Linked DNA regions of Homo sapiens: region 1 is linked to region 2. A link is a loop called in an ENCODE intact Hi-C map of the cell type or tissue named here. Cell type or tissue: ascending aorta. All regions are shown on one strand. Links, peaks and the distances in the headings refer to the core of each region. The heading gives the core; the rest is flanking DNA. Region 1 overlaps TSKS (testis specific serine kinase substrate). Region 2 holds the start of LOC105372435 (a long non-coding RNA gene).

Region 1 (2,903 bases), core at 304-2,803, 58 kb before region 2:
TTACCCTGGCTGGTGTGGAGCGGTACTATCATAGCTCACCAGCTCCTGGGCTGAAATGATCCTCTTGCCTCAGCCTCCCAAGTTGCTAAGAGTATAGGTGCTTGCTACCATGCCCAGCAAAATTTTAAGATGTTTGGTATAGATGGGTTCTCACTACGTTACCCAAGCTGGCCTCAAACTCCTGGGCTCAAGTGATCCTTTTGTGTCTGCCTGTAAGTGTTGGTCTTACAAGCATGAGCCACTGTGCCCAGCCTCCTTTTTTCTCTCTCTTTTATTTATTTTTTTTTTTAGCCTACATCATTACTTAGACTGTGCAGAATTATAGTCAATTTCTGAGTCATCCCTTATAGGAAAAGAGTGAGAACTTTCCCTTTTTCTCTCATTTCACTGGAATGCACAATTGAGGGCTGTCTTGGACCAGCAGATAGAGGACACAATGAAACAGAAGAAGCCTGAATCCTTGACATGGAGCCACCATACTCCATTCCAACCACCTGTGAAGACTTTCAGGGTGAGACATTACATCTTCTGTGTTATTCAAGCTGTGTTATTTTGTGTTTTTTTGTTACAGTAGTCAAATGTATAACTTCAATATCATTGACATTCTTTTTTTTTTTTTTTTTGACAGAGTCTTGCTCTTTTGTCAGGCTGGAGTGCAGTGGCATGATCTCGGCTCACTGCAACCTCTCACTCCCAGGTTCAAGCCATTCTCCTGCTTCAGCCTCCCGAATAGCTGGGACTACGGGCGTGCACCACCACACCAGGCTAATTTTTTGTATTTTAGTAGAGACAGGGTTTCACCATGTTGGCCAGGATGGTCTTGATCTCCTGACCTCGTGATTCACCCACCTCGGCCTCCCAAAGTGCTGGGATTACAGGCGTAAGCCACCGTGCCCGGCCTATCATTGACATTCTTATTTCACACCTGAAGGAAAAGAGACCCAGAGAGCCCTCTGCCAGCTGTTTATGACCAGTTCCAGCCGATGGAAGGGAAGTGGGCACTGGTCGATGTGTGGAAAAGACAGGCATGATCTCTTCCCCTGTTCCCCCTGCTTAATGGCTGGAAGGCAGTGGCGAGAGCAACTGTCTAGAAATGGCTGAGCAACCAGAACGTAGACACCTGTAACCTGCTGCATTTGAAGAGCAGAGCTACTAAGCTTATCAAGCATTTTATGTGCAAAAAAGCAGTTCTCTTGGTTTCTCTCATGGTTGCTGAACTAATACACAAAAGATAGACAGAATAAGTTTCCTCCCTTGTGAGATGGAGGCAGCAACACATTTCTTGCATGATTGCTCTGGGGAAGAAGTGGAATAAGAAATATTGTATCCAGTTAACAACAGCAAAATGGTGGATTAAATAATTCAGGCCGGGCACAGTGGCTCACACCTGTAATCCCAGCACTTTGGGAGGCCGAGGTGGGTGGATCACTTGAGGTCAGGAGTTCGAGACCAGCCTGACCAACGTGGTGGAGCCCCGTCTCTACTAAAAATACAAAAATTAGCCAGGCGTGGTGGCAGGCAGTTGTAATCCCAGCTACTTGGGAGGCTGACACAGGAGAATCGCTTGAATCCAGGAGGCGGAGGTTGCAGAGAGCCTAGATGGCGCCATTGCACTCCAGCCTGGGCGACAACGAGATTCCATCTCAAAAAAAAAAAAAAAAAAAAAAAGGAATTCAAAAATTCCACCCCTCCATAAAAACAATGAAAAAACTAACAAAAACCATAAGAAGCAGTTTGTTCACAATTCTGGAAATTAACCAAAGGCTTGCAGCAACTCAAAGAGCATTTATTCAAGAAAAGTGACTCTCGATAAAAAACGGCAAGACTTGAGGAATTTTAACTTATCCTAGTCCTATCTCCCACTCCCTAGCTCAGCAGGAACCCTGGAAAATAACAGCCCACATTTCCCACAGGGAGGAAGCAGAATGAAGCTAGAACTCATTCAAAGCCTCATAACCCAAAGAAGAGTCATTCTATGATTGTTAAGTGATGCCTGGGAAGACCCCACACAGAATATTTGTCTTTCCTTTTCAGAACTGGCAAAGCCGTGAAAGCATCTCTGATAGTTGAAGGAAAGATTTGGATGTTTGTCCTCTCCAAATCTCATGTTAAAATGTCATCCCTTGCCAGGCACAGTGGCTCACACCTGTAATCCCAGCACTTTGGGAGGCTGAGGCAGGAGGTTCACTTGAGCTCAGGAGTTTGAGAGCAGCCTGGACAACATGGTGAGACCCCAACTCTACAAAAAAAAAAAAAAAAAAAAAAAAAGTAGCCAGGTGTGGTGGTGTGCACCTGTAGTCCCAGCTCCTCAGGAGGCTGAGGTTGAAGAATCGCTTGAACCTGGGAGGTGGATGTTGCAGTGAGCCGAGATTGCGCCACTGCACTCCAGTCTGGATGACACTGAGATCCTGTCTCAAAAACAACAACAAAAAAATGTAACTCCCAGGCTGAGCGTGGTGGTTCACACCTGTAATCCCAGCACTCTGGGAGGCCAAGGTGGGCAGATCACCTGAGGTCAGGAATTCAAGACTAGCCTGGCCAACATGGCGAAAGCCCGACTCTACTGAAAATACAAAAATTCGCCAGGAATAGTGATGCATGCCTGTAGTCCCAGCTACTTGGGAGGCTGAGGCAGGAGAATCGCTTGAACCCGGGAGGTGGAGGTCGCAGTGAACCGAGATCATGCCACTGCTCTCCAGCCTGGGCAACAGAGCAAAACTCCATCTCAAAAAAAAAAAAAAAAAAAACTTGTGTGGCATCTCCTTGCTCCTGCTCTTGCCAGGTGATATGCTGGCTCCATCACCTTTTGCTATGAGGCCCTCACCAAAAGCTGAGCAGATGTTGGCACCATGTTTATCAGATAGCCTGTGAACCATAAGCCAGTTAAACCTCTTTTATTTATA
Region 2 (2,903 bases), core at 177-2,676:
GGGTTCTACGACAATTTTTCCGTTCTAACCCAGAATCTTGTGAAATCCTCCTCCATACCCTCAGCCTATCAGCAAAGCCTGTGCTTTTGGCAGTTGTGCAGAGCGCTGGACTGTGTGGATATGGGAGCAAGATCCCCTGTGTTCAAATATGGCTCTGCCACTCATGAGCTGAGCCTCAGTTTCCTCATCTGTAATATGGGAATGATGAGGTAATGGGATAGTCCTCACCTGTGAGGATGAAGTGATTTCATTCTTTCATTACGTGTAAAGGCACTGGGAAGAGGTGAGGTCTCAGTGTTAACTATTGTTGACTATGATCCAGGAGATTCTGAAGCCAGGCGGGGACCTCCCTTCCCCTCCCTTCCCATCTGCATCAATGCTCAGATCTCAAGGAAAACCACTGCCCTATGGCCCAGTGCATACTGGGTTCCTCCGGATCCTCCAACCCCACCTCCTACTCCCATTTTGTGCGACCTGGGACTCAGTGTCCCCGCCTGCGCAGTGGGAGCACTGTGCCTTCCGCTGACCTGGTGGGAAGTGCGTGGAGGTGACCAGGGTATAGAAGTTTCGGAGGAGGCGCCGGCGCTGTTCTGGTGAAGGCTCTGCTGGGAGGAAAAGGCGGTGATGCAGAGCGCCTCCCCGGCCCACGCCCCTCCTACCCCTGCCCCTGCCCCTGTCCTCAGTCACCTTTATCCCCCAAGGGCTCCACGGTGAAGAGGCAGCGCTTCAGTTCCAGGTGGAGGAGCAGCAGCCTGTGGGAAAGGGAAGGGAATGTCATGGCTGGGGAAGAGGACATGACCCCCGACCCACTCCCTCCATCCGAGCCCTACCCGAGGATGTCTGTGTGAAGGGGGAAGCCACTGGGCAGCGCCCGGGGTCCCAACGGCAGACAGGCCCGCAACGGGTCCAGCAGTGGCTGCCACCAGCGCTCCAGAAGCTGCAGGGGGCGTGGTCATTGTGAGGTCGTCATGGGAAGGCGGGGCCGGCGGGGGAGGTCGGGGGGTGTACAAGGATAGGGGCGTGGTCAATCGGGAGGGGCGGGGCCTGCAAGAAGAGTGGAGGGCGGAGGGCAGAAGGGACTGGGGAAGGGGCGAGGCCTGGAAGAATAGAGGCAGAGGCGGGAGCGGCCGATCTTGGCGGGTAGGTGAATGACTGGAGCGCAGTCCAGAAGAGGCGGGGCTGGGGAAAGATGCCGCTGGCAGGGCAGGGTGGTGGGGAAGGGCCCTCCTGGTAGCGGGTGTCCTAAGAGCGAAAGCGGGACGTGGCGCGGGTTCACCTGTGGATACAACTGGCTGAGGGGTGGGCTCGGCCCGCAGAGTAGACACAGCTCCAGGCTCGGCAGCAGAGTCAGGGTCAGGAGCCGGTGTGGGACCTGAAGCAGGGCACAGGCTGGGGCTCATCGCGGCCCGGCCCCTTTCCATCGCAGATCCCGCCTCCTCGCGACTCGGCCCCCAGGTCACATCCCTCCGTCGGTGCCCGCCACCCACTCACCGTGGGGCTCCCGTGCGGCAGGTACACCGGGTAGTCGCGAGCGGTCTGCGGCGGCAGGGACCCCACCAGCCAGGGGAGCAGCACGGCCTCGGGCGTCCCCAGCCGCCACCAACCCTCTGTTGCTGCCACCACCCGGCCGGACACCACCAGACTGACGAAGGTCGTGCCCGCGGCCTCAGCGAACCCGGAGAGGGCTTCCTGGGTACGGGAGGCAGGAGGACTGGGAGTCAGCAGACAAGCGTAGGGGGTGGCAGCGACTTCCCAGATGGGCAGGGAATGGGGAGAAACCCACAGCCAGCCCCGAGCTCGCGCAGTGGCCATGCTCCTACGTCTCACCCTCTCTGAGCCTGAGTTCCTTCACTTTCATACGAAGTCACATCCCCAACTCACACTGTGAAGTCTGTGAAATCTGATTAAACATCTAGCCTGGGCGGGCAAACTGAAGCTAATAATGTAACCGCAGCAGCTACCGTTCATCCAGGCCTGTTACATGCCGAGTAGGCACCATTAGCAACGTAGAGAAGCCAAGTCACCTGCTGAGAGTCACATGCCTGGGAGGCCGCCACACCAGGCAAGTCCACAAGAGCAGTATTTAAGTAGAGGTAGCTAGAGATCTGAGAGGCAGGAGGAAGAACATGCACTGAGGTTGGAAACTTGTTGGGATCTCAGGACTGTGAGGTAGCTGGGTGGAAGTAGACTGTGGATTTAGCAACAGGTTAGGGGGTGCCAGGTGCCACAGGCCTTCAAACACCAGGCTGAGGAGCTGGGACCTTGTCCTGGGGGAGGTGGAGGCTGCCGGAGGGCTGTGAGCAGGAAAGGGGCAGAGCCAGCTCTGGATATAGTAGGGTTCTTCTGGTGGCCGGGTGTGATGGCTCACACCTGTCATCCCAGCACTATGGGAGGCTGAGGCGGGAGGACTGCTTGAGCCCAGGAGTTCGAGACCAGCCCGGGCAACTTAATGGAAACCCATCCCCAACCCTAGTCCATCTCTTAAAAAAAAAAATAGCTGAATGTCAGCCGGGCGCGGTGGCTCATGCCTGTAATCCCAGCACTTTGGGAGGCTGAGGCGGGTGGATCACGAGGTCAGGCGTTCAAGACCAGCCTGGCCAACATAGTGAAACCCTGTCTCTACTAAAAATACAAAAAATTAGCTGGGCCAGGCGTGGTGACCAGCGCTTATAATCCTAGCTACTCGGGAGGTTGAGGCAGGGGAATCGTTTGAACCCAGGAGGCAGAGGTTGCAGTGAGCCAAGATTGCGCCATTGCACTCCAGCCCCTGTGACAGTGTAAGACTCTGTCTCAAAAAAAAAAAAAAAAAAAAAATAGCTGAATGTGGTGGCACAGTGCCTATAGTGTCAGCTACTGGGGAGGCTGAGATGAGAGGATCACTTGAATCCAGGAGTTCAAGGCTG

Evidence for each region. Peaks named below come from ENCODE experiments on the same cell type or tissue, not always from the same donor. Only the 100,000 strongest peaks of a DNase experiment are listed, where the experiment ranks them.
Region 1: a loop joins it to region 2, with 3 times the contacts of the local background. A loop is called at or near these places in 66 of 110 quality-filtered maps.

The regions. Positions count from the first base shown.
Region 1 is chr19:49,749,657-49,752,559 of GRCh38, forward strand. The region is part of intron 2 of TSKS (testis specific serine kinase substrate); the gene reads right to left. It overlaps LOC105372434 (a long non-coding RNA gene), which reads left to right. Exons shown (of 3, transcript XR_936019.3): 2 at 406-511. Among named protein-coding and RNA genes, the nearest start is that of TSKS, 12 kb to the right of the region's middle. In ascending aorta, for the core only: a CTCF peak has its summit at 1,571; no DNase peak of the experiment used is centred there.
Region 2 is chr19:49,807,887-49,810,789 of GRCh38, forward strand. It overlaps FUZ (fuzzy planar cell polarity protein), which reads right to left. Exons shown (of 11, transcript NM_025129.5): 6 at 1,492-1,689; 7 at 1,277-1,372; 8 at 831-937; 9 at 688-752; 10 at 528-602. LOC105372435 (a long non-coding RNA gene) reads left to right here and starts at 1,034. Exons shown (of 2, transcript NR_187900.1): 1 at 1,034-1,140; 2 at 1,427-1,940. RefSeq lists an enhancer at 1,161-1,260 and a silencer at 1,441-1,610. In ascending aorta, for the core only: a CTCF peak has its summit at 1,599 (motif pointing left); DNase peaks (open chromatin) are centred at 505, 1,015 and 1,575; H3K4me3 peaks cover 1,860 bases; H3K27ac peaks cover 2,214 bases.